3 separate regions of the Homo sapiens genome follow, and regions 1 and 2 are each linked to region 3. Evidence: read pairs that join two places in POLR2A ChIA-PET (ENCODE). Cell type or tissue: Panc1. All regions are shown on one strand. Each heading gives the region's core, and the rest is flanking DNA. Links, peaks and the distances in the headings are about the cores only.

Region 1 (10,267 bases), core at 1,779-9,778, 110 kb before region 3:
GGGAGGCCGAGGTGGGCAAATCACTGAGGTCAGGAGTTTGAGACCAGCCTGGTCAACATGGCGAAACCACCTCTCTACTAAAAATACAAAAATTAGCCAGGCGTGGTGGTGCACGCCTGTAGTCCCAGCCACTCTGGAGGCTGAAGCACCAGAGTCACTTGAACCTGGGAGGAAGAAGTTTTGTGTGTGTGTGTGTATGTTTGTGTATATGTATGATTGAGTGTTGAGTGGTTTTTAGTATGCTCACATAGTCATGCAACCATCATCACTGTCTGATTCTGGAATATTACCCTCAAAAGGAACTCCATACCCTTTTTTTGTTTTTCGAGACAGAGTCTTGCTCTGTCGCCCAGGCTGGAGTGTAATGGCGTGATCTCGCCGCACTGCAACCTCCGCCTCCTGGTTCAAGCAATTCTCCTGCCTCAGCCTCTGGACTAGCTGGGATTACAGGCGCCCACCACCATACCCCGCTAGTGTTTTGAATTTTTAGTAGAGACGGGGTTTTGCCACGTTGCAATCCGCCCACCTCAGCCTCCCAAAGTGCTAGGATTACAGGCGTGAGCCACTGTGCCCAGCCTCCATATCCTTCAGCAGTCACTCCCCTCAGCCCCCGGCAGCCGCCAATTTACTTTCTGTCTCTATGGATTTGTCTAGTCTGGACATTTCATATTGTAGGGTCCAGCCCTACGGGGCTTAGCAGGTGTTCTCCCCGTGTGCAGAGATGAGAGATGGTAATAAATAAAGACACAAGACAAAGAGATAAAGAGAAAACAGCTGGGCCCGGGAGACCACTACCATCAAGTTGTGGAGACTGGTAGTGGCCCCGAACGGCTGGGCGCGCTGATATTTATTGCATACGAGACAAGGGGGGCAGGGTAAGGAGGGTGAATCCTCTAAGTGATTGATAAGGTGAAGCAAGTCACGTGATCATAGGACGGGGGTGGGGGGCCCTTCCCTTTTAGGTAGCCAAAGCAGAGAGAGAAGGCAGCATACGTCAGCGTTTTCTTCTATGCACTTATAAGAACGATCAAAGACTTTAAGACTTTCACTATTTCTTCTACCGCTATCTACTACCAACTTCAAAGAGGATCCAGGAGTACGGGAGGAACGTGAAAGTGGACAAGGAGCGTGACCTTTGGAGCACAGCACCACAGGGAGGGGTTTAGGCCTCCGGTGACTGCAGGCAGGCCTGGATAATATCCAGCCTTCCAGAAGAAGCTGGTGGAGCAGTGTTCCCTGACTCCTCCAAGGAAAGGAGACTCCCTTTCGCGGTCTGCTAAGTAATGGGCGTCTTCCCAGACACTGGCATTACCGCTTGACCAAGGAGCCCTCAAGCGGCCCTTATGTGGGCGTGACAGAGGGCTCACCTCTTGCCTTCTAGGTCACTTCTCACAATGTCCCTTCAGCACCTGACCCTATACCCACCGGTTATCCTTAGGGTATATTAGTAATGCAACAAAGAGTAATATTAAAAGCTAATGATTAATAATGTTTATAATAATGATTGATAATTGTCCATGATCATCTCTATATCTAATTTGTATTATGACTATTCTTATTCTAACTATTTTCTTTATTATACTGAAACAGTTTGTGCCTTCAGTCTCTTGCCTCGGCACCTAGGTAATCTTTCACCCACATCATATAAATGGAAAAATATAGTATGTAGCCTTTTGTGTCTGATTCTCTTAGCATGTTTTCAAGTTTCACCCATGTTTTTTAAATTAAATTAAATTTTTATTTTTGGGGGACGGAGTTTAGCTCTTGTCGCCCAGGCTGGAGTGCAATGGTGCAATCTCGGCTCACTGCAACCTCTACCTCCAAGGTTCAAGCGATTCTCCTACCTCAGCCTCCCAAGTAGCTGGGACTACAGGCGCCCGCCGCCATGCCCGGCTAATTTTTGTAATTTTAGTAGAGACTGGGTTTTGCCTTGTTGGCCAGGCTGGTCTCTTATCTCCTGACCTTACGATCCGCCTGCCTCGGCCTCCCAAAGTGCTGGGATTACAGGCATGAGCCACTGTGCCCGACCTGCTTTCTTCTTTTTTGTTGTTAAGCCTCCTCCGGCTCCAAGCAGAAATAGCTTCACGGTCTGCTGTGCTTCAGATTGAAAACTCAGACACCCTCAGGGACCAGTGGGGAAAGCCACCCCTTAGAGGAAAGTTTCTCATTTGCATTACGCAGTCCTGACCCTTTCCCTACCTTTCCCCGCCCCCAGCTTCAATCAGGTCTAACTGATATGTGAGAAACCAGACCTTTAAAGTGTACAATTGATGAGTTTTAACTTACATATACACCTGGGAAACCATCACCACAAATCAAGATAGTGACCACAAGGTAAAAACAGTATTCATCATCCCCAGGAAGTGTTTTTGTTTTTTTGTTTTTTGTTTTTTATTTTTTTTTTTGAGATAGTCTTGCTCTGCTATCCAGGCTGAAGTCCAGTGGTGTGATTATAGCTCACTGTGGCTTACTCCCAAGTAGCTGGGACTACAGGTTCCTGCCACCCCATGGCCATTTTATATATATATATATATAATATATATGTATATAAAATATATATATAGTTATATATATACACACTATATATACTATATATTATATATAATAGTTATATATACCATATATTATATATACTATATTATATATAGTATATCATATATAGCATATATTATATATACTATATTATATAGTATCTCATATATAGCATATAATATATACTATATTATATATAGCATATCATATATAGTATATATAATATATACTATATTATATATAGTGTATAATATATACTATATTATATATATATTATATATATAAATATAATTGGGTTTTTTTTTGTTTGTTTTTTTGGTAGAGATGGGGTCTTGCTACGTTACCTCGGCTGATCTCAAACTCCGGGCCTCAGGCAATCCTCCTGCCTCAGCCTCCCAAAATGCTGGGATTACAGTAGTGAGCTACCACACCCACAGAAGTTTTCTTTTCGTTTTTGAGACGGAATTTTGCTCTGTCGCCCAGGCTGGAGTGCAGTGGCATGATCTCAGCTCACTGCAGCCTCCACCTCCTGGGTTCAAGCAATTCTCCTGCCTCGGCCTCCCTAGTAGCTGGGATTACAGACATGCACCACCATGCCCAGCTAATTTTTTTTTTTTTTTTTTTTTGAGATGGAGTTTTGCTCTTGTTGCCCAGGCTGGAGTGCAATGGTGTGATCTCGGCTCACTGCAACCTCCATCTCCCAGGTTCAAGCGATTCTCCTGTCTCAGCCTCCTGAGTAGCTGGGATTACAGGCATGTGCCACCATGCTTGGCTAAATTTTTTTGTATTTTTAGTAGAGACGGGGTTTCTCCATGTTGATTAGGCTGGTCTTGAACTCCTGACTTCAGGTGATCTGCCTGCCTTGGTCTCCCAAAGTGCTGGGATTGCAGGCATGAGCCACCACACCCAGCCGCTAATTTTTATATTTTTAGTAGAGACAGGGTTTCAACATGTTGCCCAGGCTGGTCTTGAATTCCTGACCTCAAGTGATCCCCCTGCCTTGGCCTCCCAAAGTGCTGGGATGGGTGTGAACCACCACGCCTGCAGAAGTTTTCTTGAGCCTCCTTGTAAACCCTCTGTTTTTCACTGTCCCCCGCCCAGTGTTACAGACCACAAGTTCTTGGGATCTGAATGCAACTGAAATTGACTTGAGGCCAAAACAGTTTTCCCAGACAAGACTTCATTGGAGTTTATGCCTGGGTATGAGGGAGACAGCACAAGAGAAAGAGAGCAAATTTGCTGGCTGACTCTTGGAAAAGAGCCAGTAGGGCTTTTTTATTAGGCAAAGCTCTGGAATTGACATTAGCGGGAGGATATACAGGCTGAGCTGGGCAAAACATGTGAGGAGTAGAGCACTCATGAGGACACTTGTCTGGCTGCGATGGTTATCTTGAGTAATGGGCCACATGGTGTTCTGGCAGGTGCAACAAGGCTGTAAATCAATTGTTCAGCTTTCCTTCCGGAGCTGGGACACTCACACCCTCGGTTACTTCCTAAGGCCAGTTCCTGAAATTCTTTTTTTTTCTTTTGTTTGAGACAGAGTCTTGGTCTGTTGTGCCCAGGCTGGAGTGCGGTGGTGCTATCTTGGCTCACTGCAACCTCCTTCTCCCAGGTTCAAGTGATCCTCCTGACTCAACCTCCCGAGTAGCTGGGATTACAGGCGCCTGCTACCACGCCCAGCTAATTTTTATATTTTTAGTAGAGATGGGGTTTCACCATGTTGGCCACGCTAGTCTCGAACTCCTGACCTCAAGTGAGCCACCCGCCTCGGCCTCCCAAAGTGCTGGGATTACAGGCGTGAGCTACCGCGCCCGGTCTCGCTATTGATTCTTTTTGCTTCCACGGACAACTTTTTATTTCCTATCTTCCATCTGTGAGGGCGTTCAGGACTTTTGGGCCTTTGTGAGTAAACAGTCAACTCTGTGGAGCGGAGACCCTAGAGAATATGGCCAGAGAGAAATGTGAGCTGTACTCCATTGGCAGCTAGCAAAACTTTCCTTTCTTTGAGCTGTCTTTGCAGTGGTTCTAGATCTTGGGAGGACGGCTGTAGATGCCCTGCATCCTTGGTTAAGTCATAACCTTGGTTAAGGCTTATAGGTTTCACTTGGGAGAGTACCTGTGGTGAAGAAGTTCACAAGCCAGGAATACCAGCTGTTTGTCCCAACTAAAAGCTGGTAATACGGCTGGGCACTGTGGCTCTCACGCCTGTAATCCCAGCACTTTGGGAGGCCAAGGCGGGTGGATCACCTGAGGTCTGGAGTTCGAGACCAGCCTGACCAATATGGTGAAACTCTATGTCTACTAAAAATACAAAAATTAGCCGGACATGGTGGTGTCTGCCTGTAGTCCCAGCTACTTGGGAGGCTGAGACAAAAGAATTGTTTGAACCCAGGAGGCGGAGGTTGCAGTGAGCTGAGATTGCACCACTGCACTCCAGCCTGGGCAACAGACAGACACTCCATCTCAAAAATAAAATAAATAAATAAATAAATTTATTTATTTTAATAAGAAATTTAATCTGGTAATAAGAAATTTAAGAGTAGTTATTTTAAAGAGCTTTATAGTTAGAAGTCAGCTTAATCAAAAGCTAATATCCAAGTTTTTTTTTTTTTTTTTTTTTTTTTTTTTAAGACTGAGTCTTGCTTGTCACCCAGGCTGGAGCGCAGTAACACGATCTCGGCTCACTGCAACCTCTGCCTCCTGGGTTCAATGAAGCCATTCTCCTGCCTCAGCCTCCCCAGTAGCTGGGATTACAAGGGTGCACCACCACGCCCAGCTAATTTTTGTATTTTTAGTGGAGACGGGGTTTCACCATGTTGGCCAGGCTGGTTTCGAACTCCTGACCTCGCGATCTGCCCGCCTCGGCCTCCCAAAGTGCTAGGATTACAGGCGTGAGCCACCATGCCCGGCCCCAAGTTTTATATATATATATATATATATTTAAAAGGGCTTTCTGACTTTTCTCTTTGAATCTTTTTTCGTGGACTAGAACTTTTTTTTTCAAAAACAAAAAAACCCTGTGTGCTTGGTATGACCACTTCCTTTGTTCACTTCCTCCCTTTTTCTTTTTTTCTTCTTTCTTGAGGTGGGGTCTTGCTCTGTTGCCCAGGCTGGAGTGCAGTGGTGTGATCACAGCTCTGCAGCTTTGACCTCCTGGGCTCAAGCAATCATTCCACCTTCACCTCCCAAAGTGCTGGGATTACAGACATGAGCTTCTATGCCCGGCCCACTTCCTTTATTAAAAATTATTTTTCCATGATGTGAGTGAGAGCCCAAGGGGAGACTTCTAGCATGAAGCCCAGAGCTCCACAGCAAACAGGAGCTTGAGTTTGACCCTAAGCCCTCAACCAGCGATACCCCAAACAGCTGCCATTTGAGTTTCACGTCCCTTTTTTTTTTTTTTTTGCCACACATTCATGCATCACCTGCCCACTTCACTGCTTAATAATTTTCTTTAAATCAACCCACTCTTTTGTTTTTAATTCAACACATTTATTTAAACAGGAGATGTCATTTCACTCCAGGAAGTGGAAAACCAGTGTCAGTTGGCACACATAGACTCTAATAGTACAAATAAATCCAATGATTCAGCAACAACAGAGAAGTGCTAAAAGCATTGGGTGAAAGGTGTTGAGGAACAGGTTGGTCACCAGGTCTCAAGGTGACACCCACAGATGATGCAAGAATTCAAAGGCTCACGCCTATAATCCCAGCACTTTGGGAGGCCGAGGCGGGTGGATCACTTGAGGTCAGGAGTTCAAAACCAGCCTGGGCAACATGACGAAACCCCATTTCTACAAAACATACCGAAAATTAGCCGGGCATGGTGGTGGTGTGCACCTGTAGTCCTAGTACTACTAAGCTGAGGTGGGAGGATCGTGGGAGGTGGAGATTGCAGTAAGCCTAGATCACACCACTGCACTCCAGCCTGGGCGACAGAGTGAGACCCTGTCTCAAAAACAAACCGACAAACAACAAAAAATAAAACAAAAAACAAGGGGAGAAGATGACCATCTGCAAGCCAAGGAGAGAGCCCTCAGAAGGAAGTCTATTGTGCTGACACCTCGAACTGGAACTATTGTAACCGCCCAAGGGGTTCACGTTTCCTGCTGCCTAGACAGAGCCCATACATCAAAACAGGGGAATTGCAATAGAGAAAGAGTAATTCGCTGGGCGCAGTGGCTGACGCCTGTAATCCCACCACTTTGGGAGGCTGAGGTGGGCGGATCACGAGGTCAGGAAACCGAGACCATTCTGGCTAACACGGTGAAACCCTGTCTCTACTAAAAACACAAAAAATTAGCCGGGCGTGGCGGCACGTGCCTGCAGTCCCAGCTACTTGGGAAGCTGAGGCAGGAGAATGGCGTGAACCCGGGAGGCGGAGCTTCCAGTGATGCAATGAGCTGAGACCACGCCACTGCACTCCAGCCTGGGCAACACAGCAAGACTCCGCCTTAAAAAAAAAAAAAAAAAAGAGTGATTCACGCAGAGGAGCCAGAGCCCGCTGTGCGCTGTGCGGGAGACCGGAGTTGTATTATTACTCAAATCAGTCTCCCTGAGCATTCTAGGATCAGAGCTTTTAACAACAACGCGGTGGGTGGGGGGAAGCTAGTGAGCCAGGAGTGTTGATTGCTCAGGAATGAAATCATAGGGAGTCGAAGCTGTCTTCTTGAGCTGAGTCAGTTCCTGTATAGGGGGCCACAAGATCAGAAGAGCCAGTTTATTGATCTGGTGGTGCCCACTGATCCATCAAGCGCAGGGTCTGCACAATGTTCCAAGCACTGATCTTAGGAGCAGTTTAGGGAGGGTCAGAATCTTGTAGCCTCTGGCTGCATGACTCCTAAACCATAATTTCTAATCTTATGATTAATGTTAGTCCTACAAAGGCAATCTAGTTCCCAGACAAGAAGGAGGTCTGCTGTTGGGCGCGGCGGCTCACGCCTGTAATCCCAGCGCTTTGGGAGGCCGAGGTGGGCTGATCACAAAGTCAAGAGATCGAGACCATCCTGGCCAACATGGTGAAACTGTGTCTCTACTAAAAATACAAACATTAGCCAGGCGTGGTGGCACATACCTGTAGTCCCAGCAACTCAGGAGGCTGAGGCAGGAGAATTGCTTGAACCCGGGAGGCGGAGGTTGCAGTGAGCTGAGATTGTGCCACTGCACTCCAGCTTGGGCAACAGAGCCAGACTCTGTCTCACCAAAAAAAAAAAAAGAAAAAAAGAGGGAGTTCTGCTTTGGAAAGGGCTGTTTTCAACTTTGTTTAAACTATAAACTCTTTCTCTCAAAGTTAGTTCGGCCTACATCTAGGAATGAACAAGGACAGCTTGGAGATTAGAAGCAAGATGGAGTCAATTATGTTAGATCTCTTTCACTGTCTCAGTCATAATTTTGCAAACACAGTTTCACTGGGAGGAAATAAATTTCTGTTGTTTAAGCCACACAGTCTGTGATCTTTTTTTTTTCTTTTTTGAGACAGAGTCTCGCTCTGTCGCCCAGACTGGAGTGCAGTGGCACAATCTCAGCTCACTGCAACCTCCGCCTCCCAGGTTCAAGCGATTCTCCTGCCCCAGCCTCCTGAGTAGCTGGGATTATGGGCGCGCATCACCATGCCTCAGCCTCCCGAGTAGCTGGGATTACAGGCGCGTCACCATGCCCGGCTAATTTTTTTTTTTGTATTTTTAGTAGAGACGGGGTTTCACCATGTTGGCCAGGCTGGTCTCGAACTCCTGACCTCGTGACCCACCTGCCTCAGCCTCCCAAAGTGTTGGGATTACAAGCGTGAGCCACCGCACCCGGCCATCTGTGGTCTTTTTGATGGCAGCTCTAGCCGACTAGCCTATCTCCTTAGCTCAATGGTCAAAGTTAGCTTTACCAATCACGGCCCCTGATGGGATTCAGGTACCGAGAAGGACACAGCGTCCCTGCGGAGTATTCTTCCCCACAGCTGCAAGACCAGATTTTAATCATGAGGAAGCAGCAGACGAGGCCAGAAACTGGGACTGTCCACAGGACAACTGGCCAGGGCTCTTCGAACAGCCAGGGTCAGTCCAGCTGCTACACATGTGAGGTAAGAAAAAAAAAAGCCAACGTCAGGAGCCTCTCTGAACCTATTGTGGTTTGGAGGCTGTCCAGTTTATTTACAAATTGAAAAAAAGTTATATATATATAAATTATTATATTATTGTTTTATAATATTTATATTATTTTATAAATTAATATAATTATTATGATTATAAATTAAATATTTTAATTTATATATAAATTATTTTTTATTTTTGTAAATATATAAATCTATCTATATATAGATATATCTATACGTATAGACACAGATAGATACCTCATGTAGCTAGTGCATACTTGAAATGTGACTAGTCCAAACTGTGATGTGATTAAGTGTAAAATGCACAGTAAATTTCAAAGCTTTAGCATACACACACACAAACATACAAAGTTTTAAATATGTCAGTAACTTTTTAATATGGATACATGTTGAAGTGATAATATTTGGGATACATTGTGTTAAATCAAATATATTATTATTAACGTTAACTTCACTTGTTTCTTTTTATTTATTTATTTATTTTTGAGATGGTGTTTCACTCTTGTTGCCCAGGCTGGAGTGCAATGGCGCAATCTCCGCTCACCGCAATCTTCGCCTCCCGGGTTCAAGCCATTCTCCTGCCTTAGCCTCCGGAGTAGCTGGGATTACAGGCATGCGCCACCATGCCCGGCTAAGTTTGTATTTTTAGTAGAGACGGGTTTCTCCATGTTTGTCAGGCTGGTCTTGAACTCCCGACCTCAGGTGATCTGCCCACCTTGGCCTCCCAAAGTGCTGGGATTACAGGCATGAGCAACCGCACCCGGCCTCACTTGTTTCTTTTTAGTTTTTTAAATTGTAGTTACTATGAACAATGAAATACATAAATATATGGTTTGTTAGCATGTGATACATTCTTTGGGAAAAACGATCACAATTGGGCACGGTGGCTCACGCCTATAATCTCAGCACTTTGGGAGGCCGACGTGGGCAGATTGCTTGAGGTTAGGAGTTTGAGACCAGCCTGGGCAACAAAGAGAGACCTCATCTTTATAAAAAATTTTAAAAATTAGACAGGCACGGTGGTAGGTGCCTGTAGTCTCAGCTACTTGGTAGGCAGAGGCAGGGGGCTTGTTTGAGCCAGGAGGTTAAGGCTGCAGTGAGCCGAGATCATGCCACTACACTCCAGCCTGGGCAACAGACAGAGACGTTCTTTCAAAACAAAACAAAACCCCCTGTTCCTCAAGCAAGATGCCAGACGTACCTGGGTCAGTCCAGACTCCTGACCTATGTGGTTTAGGAGCAGCAAGGAGGAGGGAGGGGTCCCAGGAAAAGGGAACAGCCTACCTCTGGGCCTTTGCACTGGCTCATCCTGCTTCTCGGAATGCTCTTCCTAATACCCACTCTGCTCCTCCCTTCCCCTCCCCTCCTTCAGGCCTTTCTGCAGATGTCACCTCAGTGAGGCTTTCTCTGATACGCCTGTCTAAAACTGCAAAGCCTCCTGAGTAGCTGGTACCACAGGAGTACGCCACCACGCCCGGCTAATTTTTGTTTTTTTTTTTTTTTGGTAGATGGGGGTCCCACTGTTTTGCCCAGGCTGGTCTCAAACTCCTGGGCTCAAGCAATCCTCCCACCTTGGCCTCCCAAAATGTTGGGATTACAGGCATGAACGGAGGGGTGTGAAACCCCTAGTTG
Region 2 (10,838 bases), core at 1,476-9,475, 550 kb after region 3:
CCACTCCCGCTCTGGCCCGGATCCCCCGTCTGGTTCCGCCTCCTGCTCCGGCCTGGATCCCTACTCCGGTGCCGACTCCCGTTCCCGTCCGGAACCCAACTCCGGTCCCGACTCCGGCTCGGACCCTGACTCCTCCAGTCCGGGTCCCAGCCCCAGCCCCAGCCCAGCTCCTGGCAGGGATTCGGGCCGCGCTCCCCGTCTTGGACTCCTACCTGGCCCCGGCCCTACCTTTGGATCCGCCCCCGGAACCTGCTCCGGAGCTGCCTTTGTTGCCCGAGGAGGACCCTGAGCCGGCGCCGAGCCTGAAGCTCATCCCGTCGGTCTCCAGCGAGGCCGGGCCCGCCCCGGGGCCCCTTCCCACGCGCACCCCGCTGGCCGCGAACTCACCCGGGCCCACCCTGGACTTCACCTTCAGGGCAGACCCGTCGGCCATCGGGCTGGCGGATCCCCCCATTCCCAGTCCTGTCCCCTCGCCCATCCTGGGGACCATCCCGTCGGCCATCTCCTTACAGAATTGTACGGAAACCTTCCCCTCCTCCAGCGAGAACTTCGCGCTGGACAAGAGGGTCCTGATTCGAGTGACCTACTGGTGAGGACCTCACACATGCCTCTCCCAACCCCCGGGGACAGGGCCGGCAGTGGGGGCTGGGTCTCCGGGGACGTGGAGGTCAGGGTTGGGGTAGGGCGAGGGGAGGGATTCAGGAAGAGCCCCAGAGTTCCAGTTCCCAGATTGGAAACCCGCTCTTGTCTCTCATTCTCTTTGGGGCAGGAGAGCTTCAGGTTCAAATCCCTGCTTTGGATCTGAGCTTCATTCATTCGTTTCTGAGTGCCCCGCGGGCCAAGTGCCAGGCCTGTGCTAGAGATGGGGTGCTGAGTAGAGCAGATCGATCTACTTTGCTCCCCAGCAAGACCAACCCAAAGACACCGCACATGATAGGGGCTCTGGCTTCCCTTCCCAGCCTCTCTCCTGCCCTGGAAGCCTCTCTGGCCCCTTGTCTCTCTCTCTCTCTCTCACTTCCTCCTCTTCTGTCTCTGCCCACAGGCGGTCTCTCCCACTCTCTGTCTCTCTGTCTCCCCACCTCACTCTCTCTCTCTTTTGTTTTTGTTTGTGTTTCGGACAGGTCTTGCTTTACTGCCCAGGCTGGAGTGCAGTGGTGCAATCACTGCTCACTGCAGCCTCGACCTCCAGGGCTCAAGCGATCTTCCCACCTCAGCCTCCTGAGTAGCTGGGACTACAGGTGTGCACCACCATGCCTGCCTAATTTTTTTTTTTTTTTTTTGAGACGGAGTTTCACTCTTGTTGCCCAGGCTGGAGTGCAATGGCGCGACCTCTGCTCACTGCAACCTCTGCCTCCCGGGTTCAAGCAATTCTCCTGCCTCAGCCTCCCGAACAGCTGGAACCACAGGCATGTGCCACCACGCCCGGCTAATTTTGTATTTTTTTTTAGTAGAGACGGGGTTTCACCATGTTGGCCAGGCTGGTCTCGATCTTCTGACCTCGTGATCCACCCACCTTGGCCTCCCAAAGTGCTGGGATTATAGGTGTGAGCCACCGCGCCTGGCCCCTAATTTTTAAATTTTGTTGTAGAGATGGGGTCGGGGATGGGGTGCGGGGGCAGTATCACTATGTTGCCCAGGCTGTTCTTGAACTCCTACATTCAAGCAGTCCTCCTGCCTCAGCCTCCCAAAGATCTGGGATTACAGGTGTGAGCCACCGTGCCCAGCCTGTGTCTTTCCTTTCCCAGAGTGTTGTGTGTTTCTGCTTCTCCCTATCTCGGTTCCCTCACCTCTGGCCTCTTTCTTTCTCTCCATCTTATCTTTTCTGTCTCTTTCTCTGACTCCATGGATTCGTGTATTCATGTATTCATTCGACAACTACTTCTTCACCACCCACCATGTTCCAGGTCCTATTGGCATCAGGGACACAGCAGTGAACAAGACCGAGATCCCCGTCCTTGTGGCTCCCATGGGCTGGTGTGGAGGGGCAAGCAAAAAAACAATAATATGACCTGTAGAAAATGATCTCATATGTGAGGAGGTGATCCGTACTGTGAACAAAAGGCATTTTGGGGGGTTGCAGTTTTAGCTGGGGTGGTCAGGAAGGCCTCACTGAGAAGGGGGTATATGAGCGAAGCCCTGAAGGAAGGAGAGAAGGAGTTGTGTGGATGCTGTGGGGAGAGCATTTGGCTGAGGGAACTGCCAGTGCAAAGGTCCTGAGGCAGGGCATACCTGGGGTATTGAAAGATGAGCTAGGGGCAGGGCCTATAATCCCAGCACTTTGGGAGGCCAAGGTGAGTGGATCACTTGAGGCCAGGTGTTGAAGACCAGCCTGGGCAACACGGCAACATGGTGAAACCCTGTCTCTATAAAAAATTTCAAAAATTAGCTGGGTGTGATGGTGCATGCCTGTAATCCCGGCTACTTGGGAAGCTGAAGTGGGAGAATTGCTAGAACCCAGGAGGTGGAAGGTTGCAGTGAGCCGAGATCGCACCACTGCTCTCCAGCCTGGGCGACAGAGCAAGACTCTGTCTCAAAAAAAAAAAAAAAAAAAAAAAAAAAGCCCAGCGCGGTGGCTCACGCCTGTAATTCCAGCACTTTGGGAGGCCGAGGTGGGTGGATCACGAGGTCAGGAAATCAAAACCATCCTGGCCAACATGGTGAAACCCGGTCTCTACTAAAATATAAAAAATTACCCGGGCGTGGTGGTGGGCGCCTATAGTCCCAGCTACTAGGGAGGCTGAGGCAGGAGAATGGCGTGAACCCGGGAGGCGGAGCTTGCAGTGAGCTGAGATCGCGCCATTGCACTCCAGCCTGGGCAACAGAGCGAGACTCCGTCTCAAAAAAACAAAAAAACAAAAAAACAAAAAAAAAAGAGAGAGAGAGAGAAAGAAAGATGAGCTAGGGGCTTCTGTGGCTGGCACAGGGTGAATGAATTGGGGAGAAGTGGGAGAAGATGGAGACAGAGGGGTGAGAAGGCAGATCCTGTGGTGGCTTGCAGGCCACGGGAAGGACTGGTTTTTCCCCTGCGTGAGATGGCACTACTTCGGGATTCTGAACAGGGGAGGAACATGATCTAACTCAGGTGTTCATAGGGTGCCCTGAGCTGGGGAAGATACTGATGCGGTGTCTTCCCTGGTCTCTCTCTTAACTTTCTCCTCCTGCTCTTGGCCTCCAGTGGCCTCTGAAGCTATAGCCTTCGGGTGAGTAGTTTTGGCTTTGGAGGTAGGGGGAGCCTGAGGCAGGAAGACTGGGAGGAGTCCCTGTTTCCCCTCCCCTGCAACCCCATGACCCCATCTCCTCCCCTCAGTACATTCTACTGAAAAAGAGCCTGGAGCAGCAATTTCCGAATCACCTACTCTTTGTAAGTGTGTGGGGGTCCTGGGGGAGAGGGGGGTGGTCAGGGATCTGAGATCCCCAAGGGGCTTGGAGGAGAGAGCTTAGCCTCCCCTACGCTCACCATTTCCTCCCAGGAGGAGGACAGAGCTGCCCAGGCTACAGGGGAGTTTGAGGTGTTTGTGAACGGGAGACTGGTCCATTCCAAGAAGGTGATCCTGAGTAAAGGTCCGGGACAGGGAGGTGGGGTGGTGCTGAGGTCCTGGGGGTGGGAGACCTGTGTGCTTTCTTCCCTCTGTGCCCAGAGGGGTGATGGCTTTGTGAACGAGTCCAGGCTGCAGAAAATTGTGAGCGTTATCGATGAGGAAATCAAGAAAAGGTAGCCGGCAAGGGGTGGAGCTGGAGGTGAGCGTGGAGCTCCCAAGGCTGCGGTGGGAGGGGTGGAGGCCGGGTAGGAGGATGGGGCAGGGCTCTGTCTCAGTCCTGATCCTAGCTCAGCCGGTTCTCACTGTTAGAATCATGACAAGTCACCTACATTCTTTTCTGAGCCTCAGTTGCCTCATCTGTAAGACCCTGGGGTAGGACTGTGTTCAGTGAGTTTGAAAAATAGCAAGGAGGCAGGGCACAAGTCTAGCACTTTGGATGGCTAAAATGGCAGATCACTTGAGCCCAGGAGTTCGAGACCAGCCAGAGCAACATAATGAGACTCTGTCTCTACAAAAAATAATAAATAAATAAATAAATAAATAAATTAGCCAGGCACAGTGGCTCACGCCTGTAATCCCAGCCCTTTGAAAGCCTGAGGTGGGTGGATTGCTTGAGCCCAGGAGTTAGAGGCTGCAATGAGCTCTGACTGGGCCACTGCACTCTAGCTTGGGTGACAGAGCAAGACCCTGTCTCTACAAGAAAAAAAAAAAGTGCCGGGCGGGATGGCTCACCCCTGTAATCCCAGCACTTTGGGAGGCCGAGGCGGGCGGGTCACGAGGTCAGGAGATCGAGACCATCCTGGCTAACACGGTGAAACCTTGTCTGTACTAAAAATACAAAAAATTAGCCAGGCGTGGTGGCGGGTGCCTGTAGTCCCAGCTACTCAGAAGGCTGAGGCAGGAGAATGGCGTGAACCTGAGAGGCGGAGCTTGCAGTGAGCTGAGATGGCGCCACTGCACTCCAGCCTGGGCGACAGAGCGAGACTCTGTCTCAAAAAAAAAAAAAAAAAAAAAAGGAAAAGAAAAAATAGTGAGGAAACTAGAATGGGCATTGTAGTCCATGGAAACAGTATAACTGCCTGAGGCATGGTAGACCCTATATAAACACTTATTTTTATATGGAGCTGTCATTGTTATTGTTATTTAAAATTCTTTTCTTTCTCTCCCATCTTAGGAGTCTCAGCTGGATGATGAGAAGGGCTGAAATGTTGCCAAGTCAGGTCCTTTTCTGATGGTGGCTGGGGCTGGGGTGAGCTCAGGGAGGGGAAGAGGAGAATACATGCAGAGTCAGCACCCCTGTGTCCAGTCTGACTGTGTCTGCTGTCGCCACACTCACCTCTGAGGTCTGTGGAAGTCACCTGATATTCTGGCCCCAGGGGTGGGAGGGAGGGGAGCTTGGAAGGCTAGTCCTGTAGCTCCAGTCCTCTGTCTGGCCTCCACTCCTCTTGCTCCTGAGGGCAGTTTGTTTCTTTTGTGGATTCGTCATTTCCCATGCCCTGGTTCCAGATACATTTTGAAAACCTTCCATCTTATTGGCATTTTCTGGGGTTGTGAGGGAAACGGGGATGGCAGTCAGACTCAAACCCGTGACACTCCAAACTCGATTATGCTCCAGGGCCCACTTTCTAAACCTGTAAGATCTATGTTCCAGCCTGCGCAACATAGTGAGACCCCAACTCTACAAAAAATAAAAAATTAGCCAGGTGTGGTGGTGTGTGCCTGTGGTCCCAGCTATTTGGGAGGCTGAGGCAGGAGGATGGCTTGAGCCCAGGAGGCTGCAGTGAGCCATGATTATGCCACTGTATTGCAGCCTGGACAACAGAGTGAGATCCTGTTTCAAGAAAAAAAAAAAAAAGGAAAAAAACCCATAGGTTTTAGAATGCCAGTGTTGTAGGGAGCGTCTCTGTGACCTGGGGCTGGAGGAGAGGCATTTTCACATTCATTGGACATTTATGGGCTCCGTACTCTGCACCTGGCATGGTGGGGTCAGTGGTCACATGCCAGGAGGTCAAGGGCAAAGGCAGGGGGGGCTCAGACTTTACCACTTAGTTGCTGTGTGACCACCACCAAGGGACGCCACCTCTCTGAGCCTCCATTTCCTCCTCCATAAAATAGACGTCATAGCACTATTTAACTTGTGGAATTTTTGTGATAATTACATACTAAATTATGCTTGGGAAAGGATTAGCAGAAGGCTTATCACAGAATTAGTAAGTTTCAGTTAGTAGTAGATTTCAGTTAAGAGTGCTTTTGCCTACTAGTAACAGCAGACTTGACTGCCAATGGCTCACACAGCAGACTTGACTGCCAATGGCTCACACAGTAGAAAACACAAATTCTGTTTTGTTTGTTTTTTGAGATGGAGTCTGGCTCTGTCACCCAGGCTGGAGTGCAATAGCACAATCTTGGCTTACTGTAACCTCTGCCTCCCTGGGTTTAAGCAATTCTCCTGCCTCAGCTTCCCGAATAGCTGGGATTACAGGCATGCACCACCACACCCACCTAATTTTTGTATTTTTAGTAGAGATGGGGTTTTGCCATGTTGGACAGGCTGATCTCGAACGCCTGACCTCAAGTGATCCGCCCACCTCAGCCTCACTGCTGGGATTAGAGGCGTGAGCCACCTCAGGCCTGATGTTTTCAACACCTGACAGGATAATGTGCTGGCCCTGTACATACAAATGATATGCTGGTGTGAGTAGGAAATAAGTTATCTATCATGCCTGCTAAGACAGAGTGCTGGAGGGTAGGGGAAAGTCCCAAAACATATATGGGGTTTGTCTCAGTGAAATCTGTATGTGTCAAGCAGTATAAAACATGAGAGGATATTTCCTATGTGAAAGATACTTTCCACCCCCTACAGTTAGGGATTTGTTTTTTTTTTTTGAGACAAGAGTCTCGCTCTGTCACCCAGGCTGGAGCGTAGTGGCATGATCTCAGTTCACTGCAGCCTTGAACTCCTGGGCTCAAGCAATGCTCCCACGTCAGCCTCCCAAGTAGCTGGGGTTACAGGCACGTGCGACCATGCCAGGCTAACGATTTTTTTTTTTTTGAGACAGAGTCTCACTCTGCCCCCAGGCTGGAGGGCAGTGGCGCGATCTCAGATCACTGCAACCTCTGCCTCCTGAGTTCAAGCCATTCTCCTGCCTCAGCCTCCTGAGTAGCTGGGATTACAGGCGCGCCCCACCATGCTCGGCTGATTTTTGTATTTTTAATAGAGAAGGAGTTTCGCCATGTTGGTCAGGCTGGTTTCGAACTCCTGACCTCGTGATCTGTCTGCCTCGGCTTCCCAAAGTGCTGGGATTTCAGGCGTGAGCCACTGCACCAGGCAGGCTAATGATTTTTGTATTTTTAGTAGAGACGGGGGTCTCCTCATGTTGCCCAGGCTGGTCTTGAACTCCTGGGCTCAAGCAATACACCTGCCTTGGCCTTCGGAAGTGCTGGGTTACAGACATGAGCCACCATGCCTGGCCAGGGGTTTGCTTTAATCACACTTTTATGAACTTGGTGACACCACCCTGGTTCAGAACGCCTAACATACCTCATAAAATATTTTTATTTTTTATTTTTTTGAGACGGAGTCTCGCCCTGTCACCCAGGCTGGAATGCAGTGGTGCGATCTTGGCTCACTGCAACCTCTGCCTCCCTGGTTCAAGTGATTCTCCTACCTCAGCCTCCAGAGTAGCCAGGATTACAGGCACCCGCCACCACGCCCGGCTAATTTTTTGTATCTTTAGTAGAGAGGGGGTTTCACCATGTTGGCCAGGCTGGTCTCCAACTCCTGACCTTGTGATCCGCCCACCTCAGCCTCCCAAAGTGCTGGGATTACAGGTGTGAGCCACTGCTCCCGGCCTAAAATATTTTAAAAATATTTTTAATGCAAAATTGAGCTGGTGGGAAGGTAAGGGAACTCCTGGAGTCCAGAAATCTCACAGAAATATAAATCCAAAAGTGGTTGGTGTTGGAGTTGGTACTTGCTGTGAGGAAATCTGCTAATTTTGATGGCAAGAACCTGCATGACTCAAAATGTAAAGGGAAAAGACAGAACCCAAGGCCCAAGCGGGATGAGATGCCAGAGTGGAGACCATGTGGATGCCGGGAACCCCAGGAGGCAGTACCCTCCAGTGGGTAGGCTGGGAAAAAATGCCCCTCTCACAGAGGTAGGCAGTTGGGGTGATTAGCAGTCTCCACCTTGTTAGTGAGCAAATGATTGAAAGAAAGCCTTCTGTTAATAAGCCTGCACTCACACAAATTTGGGACCTAAATTCCTGCCATCTGACAAGTCTGAAATTTCATCTAAATTAATGTCTGGTTAGGAATGTTCCCAAGTATGTGTTATGATTAAACAGAAGTCAACTAAGAAGATGCTGAACCATTTCCCAGGTAGTTCCCAAAGATAATATTTTGAGGAACATGAGTTAGCAATTAAAAGGAGCCAGGCATGGTGGCTTACACCTGTAATCCTAGCACTTAGGGAGGCAGAGGCGGGAGGATGACTTGAGGCCAGGAGTTCAAGACTGGCCTGGGCAACATAGGGAAACCCTGTCTCTACAAAAAATACAAAAATTAGCCCAGCATGGTGGCATTCGCTTGTAGTCCCAGCTACTCAGGAAGCTGAGGCTGGAGGATTGCTTGAGCCCAGGAGGTCGAGGCTGCGGTGAGCCATGATTGAGCCATGATTGTGCCACCGCATTCCAGCCTGGGCGACAGATCGAGAGACCCTGTCTCAATAAAGGAAAAAAAAAAGTCCTGGCGCAGTGGCTCACGCTTGTAATCCCAGCACTTTGGGAGGCCGAGATGGGCGGATCATGAGGTCAGGAGATCGAGACCATCCTGACTAACATGGTGAAACCCCGTCTCTACTAAAAAAAAGAAATACAAAAAATTAGCTGGGCGTGGTGGTGGGCACCTGTAGTCCCAGCTACTCCGGAGGCTGAGGCAGGAGAACGGCATGAACCCGGGAGGCGGAGCTTGCAGTGAGCTGAGATTGCGCCACTGCCCTCCAGCCTGGGGGACAAAGCGAGACTCATCTCAAAAAAAAAAAGGAAAAAAAAATTGTCGTTAACATAAAAGTCATTAAAGTAAAAAACAGTATTAGATATTGTCGTATAGTAGAGAATTTAGTTGGCCTTTGTGTCCAGTTGCTGGGAGGGACTCTTTAAATCCTTGGCATTTCCCAAGTGACAGGGGTGCACCGTTAACATGGTGGACCCCTTGGGCCATACTTGATAGTTTTTTTGTTTTTTTTTTTTCGGAAATGGAGTCTCACTCTGTTTCCCAGGTTGGAGTGCGGTGGCACGATCTCGGCTCATTGCAACCTCCACCTCCTGAGTTCAAGCGATTCTCTTTCCTCAGCCTCCCGAGTAGCTGGGACTACAGGTGCACGCCGCCACGCCCAGCTAATTTTTTTTTTTTTTGTATTTTAGTACAGATGGGGTTTCACTGTGTTGCTCAGGCTGGTCTCGAACTCCTGACTTCAGGCAATCCGCCTGCCTTGGCCTCCCAAAGTGCCAGAATTACAGGTGTGAGCCACCACCGGCCCATATTTGATAGTTTAGACTCAAAAGGTGACTAACGGTGCACTTCCACTTCTTGTTTATGGTAATTAGGTGAATCAGAATGGCAGCTGTCAGTGACAGAAGGGCCACCATGAGCTTATGAGAAAGCTGGACTTTGAGCCACGTGGTATCAGCTTGACAGTCTGGGAGGGGAAGGAAGCTGGAGATTGAGTTTCAGTTCCATGACCAATGATCCAGTCAATCACGCCTGCATAATAAAACCCCAATAGGCCGGGTGCAGTGGCTCATGCCTGTAATCCCAGTACTGTGGGAGGCTGAGGTGGGCGGATCATCTGAGGTCAGGCGTTGGAGACCAGCCTGGCCAACAGGGTGAAACCCCGCCTCTACTAAAAATACAAAAATTAGCTGGGCATGGTGGCACATGCCTGTAATCACAGCTACTCGGGAGGCTGAGGCAGGAGAATCACTTGAACCTGGGAGGTGGAGGTTAAAGTAAGCCGAGATAAGGCCATTGCACCCCAGCCTGGGTGACAGAGCAAGACTCCGTCTCAGAAAAAAAATAAATGAAAACCCCCCAAAAAAACTTTGTGCACGCAGGCCCAGATAGCTTTCCCAGCTAGGAATACTCTGCGTATCACCACAAATCCATGTGCCAGAAAACTGATGTGTCCTGCCTCCACAGGGAGAGGACGTGGAAACTGTGCACTGGGACCATCCCAGACCTCGCCATGTGTGTGTTTCTTTCTTGGCTAATCTTGATTTTTATCTTTTTTTTTCTTTTTTTTTTGCTATAATAAAACTATAAAATCATAGCACTTTCCCCAGTTCTGTGAGTCACTCTAGTGAATTATTGACCCTGAAGGAGGAGTGGGAACCCCCTGAATTTGTAGCCTGTTGGTCAGGAGTAAGGAGGTCTGGGAACCCCAGAGCTTGTGGCTGGTGTCTGGAGTGAGGACAGCCTTGTGGAAGACTGAGTCCTTAAACCTGTGAAGACGAATATTCACTCCTAGTGTCAGAATTGCATCGTAGACATGAAGTAGTAACTACAGAATAATAAACATTTTAATTGGGCAGGAGGATGGTACAATTCTAAACTGTATGTACCTATTAACAGCTTCAAAATACGTTAAGCAGCAGGGCGGGCGCGGTGGCTCACGCCTGTAATCCCAGCACTTTGGGAAGCTGAGGCGGGCTGATCACGAGGTCAGGAAATCGAGACCATCCTGGCTAACACGGTGAAACTCCATCTCTACTATAAAAAAAAATACAAAAAATTAGCTGGGCGTGGTGGGGGGCGCCTGTAGTCCCAGCTACCTGGGAGGCTGAAGCAGGAGAATGGCGTGAACCTGGGAGGCGGAGCTTGCACGTGAGTCGAGATCGCGCCACTGCACTCCAGCCTGGGTGACACTGCAAGACTCCGTCTCAAAAAACAAACAAACAAACAAACAAAAATTAGCCGGGCCTGGTGGTGCGCGCCCGTAATCCCAGCTACTCGGGAGGCTGAGATAGGAGAATCGCTTGAACCCAGGAGGGGGAGGTTGCAGTGAGCCGAGATCGCACCAGTGCACTCCAGCTTGGGCAACAGAGTGAGACTCCGTCTCAAAAACAAAACAAAACAAAAACAAAATACATTAAGCAAAAGTTGAGAAAACTATAGATCATATTATAATGTGAAATTGTCAAATACACCTAAATTAGAGACAGGTGAAACTGACAAAAAATAATTCAGGATGTAGAAGAGTGTGTAGAACATAAACCACAAGCCTGATCTAATGAACAA
Region 3 (10,838 bases), core at 1,815-9,814:
AAATAAGTCATTAATAAGATAAGATGGACTACTATATAGCACAATAATACAAATATTGCAAATACAAATATTATAAATAATACAAATACAAAATAAGGAATAAGCCACAAGTACCCAGAACATGAATGATTATCAAAAGCAAAAAAAAAAAAAAATTTTTTTTTGAGACAGGGTCTCACTGTGTTGCCCAGGCTGGAGTGCATGGCCACGATCATAGCTCACTGCAGCCTCCAATTTCTGGACTAAATCGATCCTCCTGACTCAGCCTCTTCTGGACCTGGGACCACAGGCACACACCACCATGCCTGGCTAATTTTTGTGTTTTTAGTAGAGATGGGGTTTCACCATGTTGGCCAGGCTGGTCTAGAACTCCTGACCTCAAATGATCTGCCCACCTCAGCCTCCCAAAGTGCTGGGATTATAGGCGTGAGCCACCACGGCTGGCCCTTTCTCTCTTCGTGTGTGAGGATGTCCCCTCTGCAAGATGGGAAATATGCAGGTCCACATCTGTCATCCACAATCTACATGTTCAAAAGCTCAGAAAACCAACAGTTTTTCCCAGACCCATTTGGTGGCAGGAGCTGACTTGAGCTGTCATGAGGTTTTGTATAGTCTTTAGTTACTCCCCTGAGAATGAACGTGCATTTCACTGAAGGCCTATTAGTGTTTGATTACACAAATGCTCCTCAGCCCTACTAGGGGACTTATGTAACATACCAAATGGGCTCCGTATGACTTGCTTAATATTCAAAGTCTAGGCTGGGCATGGTGACTCACGCCTATAATCCCAGCACTTTGGGAGGTCAAGGCAGGCAGATCACTTGAGGTCAGGAGTTCGAGACCAGCCTGGTCAACATAGTGAAACCCATCTCTACTAAAATACAAAAATGAGCTGGGTGTGGTGGTGCATGCCTATAATCACAGCTACTTGGGAGGCTGAGGCAGGAGAATGGCTTGAACCTGGGAGGTGGAGGTGGCAGTCAGCCAAGATCACAACACTGCACTCCAGCCTGGGTGACAAAGGAGAGTCCATCTCAAAAAAAAAAAAAAAAAATTCAAAGTCTAGACTCCCAAATGCATCTGGCCCCAAGAGCTTTGGATCAGAGATGATGGACCTCTAATAACCCCTGCCCCTCACGGTTGTAGGGAAATTTCATGAGATCAGGGTCTGGCCCTCGACAAATGTTTGCTGCCACTGTGAGGAGTTACTATGATTAGCAGCAAACACCCAGCTATGGGATTGGAGGAGTCCACGTGGGCACCTCCATATGCTGCCATCAGAGACTAGAAGAATGTGGGATAAGGACAGACACGCTTAGGAAAAAACAAGGCGAAACACAGCAGGACAAAAACTGAACCTCTGGCACGATCATTCGTTGAATTTGCAAAAGGAAAAAGAAAATACCAAGTTCCAAATCTATCCCTAGAAAAATGGGTGGTGACTGGGTGCTGTGGCTCACGCTTGTAATCCCAGCACTTTGAGAGGCCAAGGCAGGAGGATGGCTTGAGCCCAAGAGTTTAAGACCAGCTTGGGTAACATAGTGAGACCCCTGTCTCTACAAACAAAATTTAACAATTAGCCAGGCATGGTGGTGTGCACTTGTGGTCCCAGCTACTCGGGAGGCTGAAGTGGGAGGATCACTTGAGCCCAGGAAGTTGAGGCTGCAGTGAGCCAAGACTGTGCCACTGCACTCCAGCCTGGGTGAGAGTGAAACCCTGTGCCAATTAAAAAAAAAAAAAGAAGAAAAGAAAAAGGGCCCAGCTGCAGCAGTTATGTTGACAGTGTTAGTCATAGGTGAACAGGCTATAATAGTTAAGGAGATGCCTTCACAGAATACTAACAGCTACTGTTAACTGAGCACTTACTTTGCTCTAGGCATGTGGGAATTGCTTTACAAAATCTCACAGAAGCCTCAAACCACCCCATGAAGTAGGCACATGGGGAAACTGAGGCTTGGAGGATGACAGCAACGTGCCCAAGGTCACCCAACAAAGAAGCAACAGAGCCATGTCAAAAGACAAAATTACAACAAATTTAGTTATAGATCTAATGGGCTTTTATTCAAGATTCTTGAATGGGGCAGCCTCCATTTTACAAAACAGACTGAGACCCCCACTGGGTAGTAAGAGAATGGTGGGTTTTATAAGCTGGGACCAAGGGAAAAGAATGATAGAAAAAAACAAACAAAAAAACTAGGCCGGGAGCAGTGGCTCACTCACACCTGTTATCCCCAGCACTCTGGGAGGCCAAGGCAGGTGGATCACCTGAGGTCAGGAGTTCGAGACCAGCCTGGCCAACATGATGAAACCCCATCTCTACTAAAAATATAAAAATTAGCTGGGTGTGGTGGCACGCACCTGTAATCCCAGCTACTCAGGAAGCTGAGGCAGGAGAATTGCTTGAACCCAGGAGGTCAAGGTTGCAGTGAGCTGTGATTGTGCCACTGCACTGCAGCCTGGGCGACAGAGTGAGACCCCATCTCAAAGAAAAAAAAAAAAAACCTGCTGGGATTTGAATCTTGGTATATTGGACTCCATAGTTTGTGCTACTGTATACATGTCTTCTGTCTCTTTCTTTGTTTCAAAATAATCTTACTTTATTTTCTCCCAATTTTTACTATGAAATTTCATTCTATAGACAAGTTGAAAGAGTAATCAAATGAACATCACTATCTGCTCCATATTTTGCCATATTTGCACTCTCTCTTTTCTTTTTGGACAGAGTTTTGCTCTTGTCGCCCAGGCTGGGGTGCAATGGCGCGATCTCGGCTCACTGCAAGCTCCACCTCCTGGGTTCAAGCTATTCTCCCGCCTCAGCCTCCTAAGTAGCTGGGATTACAGGTACCCGCCATCATGCCCTGCTAAATTTTTATTTTTGTCGAGACAGGGTTTCAACATGTTGGCCAGGCTGGTCTCGAACTCCTCAGCCTCCCAAAGTGCTGGCATTACAGGCATAAGTCACCGGCCTGGCGGCCTTGATGAACTACTCTTCAGTACTTCCTAATGAATCTCCTAAGATTAAGGGCAACCTGGCCAGGCGTGGTGGCTCACGCTTGTAATTCCAGCACTTTGGGAGGCCAACGCGGGTGGATCACGAGGTCAGGAGTTCGAGACCAGGCTGACCAACACGGTGAAACCCCATCTCTACTAAAAATACAAAAAAATTAGCCAGGCGTGGTGGCACATGCTTGTAATCCCAGCTACTAGGGAGGCTGAGGCAGGAGAATCGCTTGAACCCAGGAGGTGGAGGTTGCAGTGAGCCGAGATTGTGCCACTGCACTCCAGCCTGGGCGACAGAGAGAGATTCTGCCTCAAAAATTCATTCTGCCATCAATACCCACTCCGTGAACAATTTCCCCTGCTGTCTCTAGCAGGTCTTCTGTGGCTGTTTCCTCCTAACAAGATCCCCGTGGGGGCTCAAACACCAGTGGGGGTGGCAGGTCTCACTCATCTCTTTTAATCTAAAACACTTCGTTTTCCATTCTTCTAAAAGAGATTACATACTTTTATTATAGAAAAAATTAAGGCAAACTTTTCTATTTGATTTCTAAGCCATATGTAGAATTTGATTAGAATTGAAGAAATTAATATTTACATAAATACAAAAATGTTATTTTAAAAATATATCTTTTTGTTTGGGCGCCGGTGGCTCACACCTGTAATCCCAGGACTTTTGATGGCCAAGACGAGCAGATGGCTTGAGCCCAGGAGTTCGAGACCAGCCTGGGTAACACGGCAAAACCCCGTATCCACAAAAAATAAAAAAATTAGTGGGGTTTGGTGGGGGGGCGTGCACCTGTAGCCCTAGTTACTCAGGAGGCTGAGGTGGGAGGATCTCTTGAGCCCAGGAGGTTGAGGCTGCAGTGAGCCATGATTACGACACTGTACTCCAGCCTGGGCAACACAGTTTTGATTTGATTTGATTTGATTTGAGACAGGGTCTCAAATATATATGTGTATATATATATATACATATATATATATACACATATATATACACACATATATATATGTACATATATAGTTTTTTTTTTTTTGAGACAGAGTCTTGCTCTTGTCACCCAGGCTGGAGTGCAATGGCACAATCTTGGCTCACTGCAACCTCCACCTCCAGGGTTCAAGCGATTCTCCTTCCTCAGCCTCCTGAGTAGCTGGGATTACAGGCGCCTACCACCACGCCTGGCTAATTTTTGTACTTTTAGTAGAGACGGGGTTCATGTTGGCCAGGCTGGTCTTGAATTCCTGACCTCAGGTGATCCGCCCGCCTCGGCCTCCCAGAGTGCTGGGATTACAAGCGTGAGCCACCGCGCACGCCCGGCCTAAAAATATATTTTTTAAAAAGAAGCTCCTTAGCCAAGCCTTACAAAAAGAGAGTCAACAGATACTAGGTATATTTAATGGAACAATAAATACAAGTTAAAAAAATTATTTTATGTTAGAAAAGTAGCCAATAGAGAAGCCGAAAGTAATGTCCTGACTATACAGGGAGGTGATTATATAGGGAGGAGGAAAACCACGGAGATGATCAAAGTTGTCTCCTATTTTTAGCAAGGGATCCATGGACGCGTTGTCTAAAAGTTGATGAAATAAGAAATAACAATCCAAAAATATGCTGTAAAGATTTGGAAATAGATACCAGAGGAATAAAAAGTGGAAAAAGTTAAAAACGAGGCACCAGCGATCACGAGTTACTTCTTGCCATTTTTGAAAAGTAATGTAGTTAACAAAAAAATGTATTTGGCCGACAGGGGTTGGGGGCGGTGGTGAGGGAGAGGTTGTTGTTTAAAGGCGTGTTGTTTTCCATGCAAAGCTCTGTCCTGTCCTACGTGTCTGAGTGTCGTGTATTACTGGAACATTTTTAAAGAAGTATTATTTATTTTACAACTAGACTCCCATAATATTTGTCTTTCAAAATATGGAGTAAATAGACGCTGTCTAAAGTTGAAGAGGCAGTATACAGAGCTTTCGAACATATCACTGAACATTGCAAAAGTAACTTGGCAGAACAAAATTTAAATTGAGGGTTGGGGCCGCAGCGAAACACATAATGTGCCCAAGTTGCTAAATCGAGAAACCGCCCTCCAAGGCTTCTGATTCACAGATTCTGCGAAGGGACTGACGGCCAGAAGACAGAAAATCCAGCAACGGTAAAAAGCGGCCTGGCCTTCCCCGGGCTGTTGCGCCCACGTGTTGGTTTGCAGCGTTTGGCAGGGGTTTTGGATGGTGGCCTCCGCGGACGAGCGCAGGGATGGAGAGGCCTGGGCGTTCGAACACCCACGTTCAAAGCAAAGCCCTTCCAGATTTAGGGCTTTCTAACGTGCATTTGTATAACTTTGGGTTTAAAGGAGCCTCAGGCCGAGGGAGGGCCCGGGAAAGCGACGCTGCGGGTTATGGGACTCCCAGGGACCCGCCCCTCCGGGCAGGGCCTGGCGCGGGAATCCTTCCCGGGGCGCCCCAGCTGTGGGCGAGAACGGGACTGACGCTTGGGTCCCGACCTGGGTCCCCTACCTGTCCCGGCGCTCACCTGGCGGGCTGCTCGGAGGCGGCAGCGGCGGGCTAAGCTTCCCTTTCCCACTTTGTTCTGGGAGGCAGTCGAGGGGCTCCCCGTGATCGGCGTGGCCCAGGGGGCCCCGGGACCGGCGGTCTGGGCGGTCGGTCCTCTCCCGGGGCGTGGCGGCTGCAGCCCGGCGCCGGGGGCGGCGACTCTGAGATCCAGCGGGCGGGGGCGGGAGGCCGCCCCTCCTCCGGCTGCGGGGCCCAGCGGGAGCGAGGGCGGGCGGGCGGGGGAGCTTGGAGGGCTGCGTGCAGCGAGGGGGAGGCCCAGTTGCCGCGAGGCCAGCGGGGAGCGGGGCCAGCCCCGCGCCCCTAGGATCCGGGGCCCACCCCTGGGAGAGCCACCTCCTCTGGGTGTGCGAGTTCCACATCCCCAAGACGCCCCCGCGGGGGGACTGGTCCTAGCTCCCCACCCCCACCCAAATTCCGTTTCCTTCTGGTCCTGGCCTCCTGCTTGCGGCCGTCTCCACCCCTCACATCCATGGGATCCTGCACAGGTCCACGGTTGGTAAACCGCTTAGCTGTGAGCCCGACCCAGGGCCTGATTCGAAACACTTGGATCAAAGTCCCTGGCCACAGGGATTTTCTTGTATTTACGTTGCTTCCCAGGGCCAGATTCTCAGAAGCCCGGGGCTGATCTTAAATTAAATCCCTTCACCACACGCACTCTCTGTGGCAATGACAAACCTGTACCCTTCCACCTTAGGACTCCCCTGTCCTCCCCATCCCCCCAGCTATAGACAACTGAATTAATCCGGAGGTTCAGTTTCGGTCAGGCTGGGGCCGCGACCCATTTTCTCCCTTTACCTCTGCCCTTGGGTCTTTGCAGTCCCTTCTGATGGCCCTAGATTGCACCAGGGACCTCAAGGTGACTGATCTCAGACACCCCAGAGCTAGTTTTCTGGAAGCCAGGCCTCCCCCACGCTGGTAAATCATTCTCCAGGCCCACTGGCTCATATCTGCCACTGTGCTAAATGCTTTGTATGCATGACCTCCTCATGGACGCCTCTCCCGAGAAACTGAAGTCCAGAGATACCTGGTCTGTTGCACGTAGTCCAAGTCGCTAGCTTGGAGGGGTCACACAGCCAGAGAGCCTGGATTCCCTAAAGCCCCTTCCCCTAGAAACCTCAGCCAGGCCCCACAGCGCCATCGTGAGGACGGCGTGAGACTGCGTGTGCAGCGCGGAGCACAGTGCTGGACTCAGAGCCAACGCTAATTTGACTACTATTACATTATTTGTAACAACCGCCTTTGAAAGCATTTTCTGCTGTGGGTTGTAAAATTACTGTATTATTGGTAGAGTTTTTAGCACAGATCCACACGCAGTTCCTTATGTGAAAGGCGTAGGCCTAGGTTTGTTTTGCATTCCGGATTTTGGGGGGTTTATTTATTTTATTTTAGTTTTTTGAGACGGAGTCTCGCTCTGTTGCCCAGGCTGGAGTGCAGTGGCTAGATCTTGGCTCACTGCAAGCTCCACCTCCCGGGCTCAAGCAATTCTTGTGCCTCAGCCTCCCGAGTAGCTGGGATTACAGGAACGCGCCACCACGCCTGGCTAATTTTTGTATTTTTAGTAGAGAGGGGGTTTGGCCATGTTGGCCAGGCTGGTCTCGAACTCTTGACCTCAGGTGATCTGCCTGTCTTGGCCTCCCAAAGTACTGGGATTACAAGCGTGAGCTACCACGCCTGGCCGTAAGTAGCCATTTCTTCATGCTGCTCAATTCTCTGACATCCAGGGGCTTGCATATGTAGGGACAAGAATACTAACTAATCTTTGTTCTTTGATAAAACATTAAACAGTTGTTCCTCTAAGTCTTCCTCGAAACCAGATTTCCCTAATCATTTCAACATTCCTTCCAAAAGCCATCGCTTAAAGCCTTCCCAAATCTAATGTCAGATGTTTGCGATTGTTGTAAATACCTTAACAAATAGACAAAGCAATTGTGTGTTATTATAATGATTACAAAGCTAATGCATACTTGTGCTGACACGTGTCACCAGTGTGCTGATACCCATGGACTTGAGCTTGTTTCTTTATTGTTATTATTACAAAAAGTGGAATTGTTTATTTTTCATTTATTGATTTATTTTTGAGTCAGCGTCTGGCTCTGTTACCCAGGCTGGAGTGCAGTGGCATGATCACAGCTCACTGCAGCCTTGATCTCCTGGGCTCAAGTGATCCTCCCACCTCAGCCCCTCAAGTAGCTGGGACTACAGGGGCACGCCACCATGCCCGGCTAATCTTTGTATTTTTTGTAGAGATGAGGTTTCGCCATGCTGCCCAGGCTGGTCTCGAACTCATTAGCTCAACAATCCGCCTGCCTTGGCCTCCCAAAATGCTGGGATTACAGGCATAAGCCACTGCATCTGGCCTTGTTTCTTTATTATTGGTATTCTAGTTTTTAGACTCCTTTCCTGCAGGGAGTGTGATTTGACTCACCCAATATAAGGAGCCCTGGTAACCGCCTCAGACCTGCTGAGGTTTCGGCTTTAGGTCAGAGCCAGTTTCAGGAAGGCTGATGATTCAGGACCGGTGGAGAGGCCTGGGGAACCTCTAGCAGGGCAGCCCACTGAATGCGGTTGTCACTCAGAGCCTGTCCATGTGCTTGGATCTGAACAGGAAGAGAGGTTTTATTTATGGTCTTGGTCGTGCTTTCCCTCGGAGTCACATTTGTTCCTGGTGTCTCCTCACATGGTGCAGGCTGATGTGCCTACTTTGCAGCTCTTTCTGCTGAGCAAGGCCTGTTTCTACCCAATTAAATCTAAAGCCTTCTATCACAATAAAACCTCAACTGTCATTCCCATCAACCAAGAAGAACTGAACTAGGAGGCCCTGACATTTGCCAATCTGATGTGTTATCAAATGTTTACATTGGCCGGGCACGGTGGCTCATGTCTGTAATCCTAGTGCTTTGGGAGGCAGCAGGATCACTTGAGACCAGGAGTTCAAGACCAGCCTGTGCAACATAGTGAGACCCCCATCTCTACAAAAAATTTAAAAATTACCTGGCTATGATGGTGTGTGACTGTGGTTCTAGCTACTTGGGGGGCTGAGGCAGGAGGACCGCCTGAGCCTGGGAGGTTAAGGCTGCAGTGAGCTGTAATGGTGCCACTGTACTCCAGCCTGAGTGACAGAGCAAGACTCTATCTCAAGACAAATAAACAGGCCGGGCGCGGTGGCTCACGCCTGTAATCCCAACACTTTGGGAGGCCAAGGCAGGCGGATCACCTGAGGTCAGGAGTTTGAGACCAGCCTGGCCAACATGGCAAAACCCCGTCTCTACTAAAAATACAAAAATTAGCTGGGTGTGGTGGCATGTGTCTGCAGTCCCAGCTACTAGGAGGGCTGAGGCAGGAGGATTGCTTGAACCCAGGAGGCGGAGGTTGCACTGAGCTGAGATTGTGCCACTGCACTCTAGCCTGGGCAACACAGCAAGACTCTGTCTCAAAACAAACAAACAAACAAACGAAGTTTACATCTTTGCCTATCTAAGAAGTCAAAAGAAAACAAAAAAAGGTATTGCCCTGGTATCTTCCTTCGCATTTCTCCTAAGATGAGGACATTGGTCATCTTTTCATGTGTTTAAGAGCTATTTGCATTTCTTTCTACATAGTTTGTCATTAATCACCTTTGCCCATTTTTCTGCAATTACTGGTCAGGTGTTGTGTTTTAAAAATGGTGCAATGGGCCAGTGCAGTGGCTCACTCCTGTAATCCCAGCACTTTAGGAGGCCAAGTCGGGCGGATCAGAAGGTCAGGAGTTTGAGACTAGCCTGGCCAATATAGTGAAATCCTGTCTCTACTAAAAATACAAAAATTAGCCAGGTGTGGTGGAGGGCACCTGTGGTTCCAGCTACTTGGGAGGCTGAGGCAGGAGAATCACTTGAACCCAGGAGGCGGAGGTTGCAGTGAGCTGAGATCGTGCCACTGCACTCCAGCCTGGGTGACAGAACAAAAGTTTGTCTCAAAAATAAATAAATATAAAAAAATACAAATATAAATACAAAAATTAGCCTGGAGTGGTGGCAGATGCCTGTAATCCCAGCTACTTGGGATGTTGAGGTGTGAAGATCACTTGAACCCAGGAGGTAGAGGCTGCAGTCAGCTGAGATTGCTCCACTGCACTCCAGCCTAGGCGACAAAGTGAGACTCCGACTCAAAAAAAAAATGGTGCAATTATTGCAAACAGTGAAAAATGGACGGATGTCACATACAAATCTAACTTTCCAGCCTCTGGAGAGATGGCCTACGCTATAGGGCACGTGTTCTCACAGTCCCTTACCTTGTGCAGTGCATTGCCTGGGCCCATCATCCATAACGTTAATATCCTGGCTTGTGGTTATCTGTGGTGGTGATAGTGGCAGGAGGCAGTCAAATCCCTTGGCAGATAGGGGTGGTTCCCCAGTGAAACCTCATCTTCAAGCCAAAGACAGTTTTAAGCCTGAAGGCCAAGCTGCAAGTCTCAGATAAATCCACGGACCAGATTGAGAACTTGTCTTCCTGTTTGGTGCACTTTCCTCTGATTCCTCCCCACCCTTCATCTATTTTACATGTACCTACCCTTCCCTAATTTTTTTTTCTTTTCTTTCTTTTTTTGAGATGGAGTCTCGCTCTGTTGCCCAGGCTGGAGTCCAGTGGCATGATCTTGGTTCACTGCAACCTCCGCCTCCTGGGTTCAAGCAATTCTCCTGCCTCAGCCTCCCAAGTAGCTGGGATTACAGGTGCCCGCTACCACGCCTGGCTCATTTTTGAATTTTTAATAGAGACAGGGTTTTACCATGTTGGCCAGCCTGGTCTCAAACTCCTGACCTCAGGTGATCTGCCTGCCCTGGCCTCCCAAAGTGCTGGGATTACAGGTGTGAGCCACCACACCCAGCCCGTAATTGGTTTTTTACACTGTCATGCCCATCTTTGAATGGTGCCTTTGTTTTAGCCTCTTTTGCATACTCACAAACCAATCAGCATGCACTCCCCCATTCTAAGTCCATAAAAGCCCCAGACCCAGCCACACTGAGGGAGAGACCACCTGACTTCAGGTGGGGGACTACCCTCACATCCCCTCTCTGCTGAGAGCTTTTATGTCACTTAATAATAAAAATCTTCTCCACCCTTCTCACCCTTGGATTGTAAGTGTGATCTCATTCTTCTTGGACGTGGGACAAGAACTTGGGACCCTGCCGAATGTAGGTACAAAGAAGGCAGTAGCACCATAGCTCCCCACGATTGGTGCCTAGCGGCCACCCCATGCAACAGAAAGCAGTGGCAAGACCAGGCCAGCCCTGGAGCTA

The links. ChIA-PET counts read pairs that join two places held together with the same protein. Peaks named below come from ENCODE experiments on the same cell type or tissue, not always from the same donor. Only the 100,000 strongest peaks of a DNase experiment are listed, where the experiment ranks them.
Region 1: POLR2A ChIA-PET joins it to region 3 with 10 read pairs; 5 of 35 experiments call an interaction of 5 or more read pairs at or near these places.
Region 2: POLR2A ChIA-PET joins it to region 3 with 14 read pairs; 2 of 35 experiments call an interaction of 5 or more read pairs at or near these places.

What each region holds. Positions count from the first base shown.
Region 1 is chr19:38,858,844-38,869,110 of GRCh38, forward strand. It overlaps RINL (Ras and Rab interactor like), which reads right to left. Exons shown (of 12, transcript NM_001195833.2): 12 at 8,987-10,267. The coding sequence ends at 10,261. Among named protein-coding and RNA genes, the nearest start is that of HNRNPL, 14 kb to the left of the region's middle. RefSeq lists a silencer at 1,307-1,475 and enhancers at 6,006-6,300, 6,860-7,435. In Panc1, for the core only: no CTCF peak of the experiment used is centred there; a DNase peak (open chromatin) is centred at 6,068; H3K27ac peaks cover 1,464 bases.
Region 2 is chr19:39,515,433-39,526,270 of GRCh38, forward strand. SELENOV (selenoprotein V) reads left to right here. Exons shown (of 6, transcript NM_182704.2): 1 at 1-589; 2 at 3,176-3,200; 3 at 3,308-3,361; 4 at 3,471-3,545; 5 at 3,639-3,738; 6 at 4,714-5,243. The coding sequence ends at 3,716. Among named protein-coding and RNA genes, the nearest start is that of SELENOV, 5.7 kb to the left of the region's middle. RefSeq lists silencers at 4,757-5,051, 9,064-9,264. In Panc1, for the core only: no CTCF peak of the experiment used is centred there; no DNase peak of the experiment used is centred there; H3K27ac peaks cover 312 bases.
Region 3 is chr19:38,970,062-38,980,899 of GRCh38, forward strand. It overlaps FBXO17 (F-box protein 17), which reads right to left and starts at 5,681. Exons shown (of 6, transcript NM_024907.7): 1 at 5,525-5,681. RefSeq lists a silencer at 42-252 and enhancers at 7,628-7,677, 8,128-8,227. In Panc1, for the core only: no CTCF peak of the experiment used is centred there; DNase peaks (open chromatin) are centred at 5,330, 6,140, 6,620, 8,142 and 1 weaker place; H3K4me3 peaks cover 2,830 bases; H3K27ac peaks cover 4,428 bases.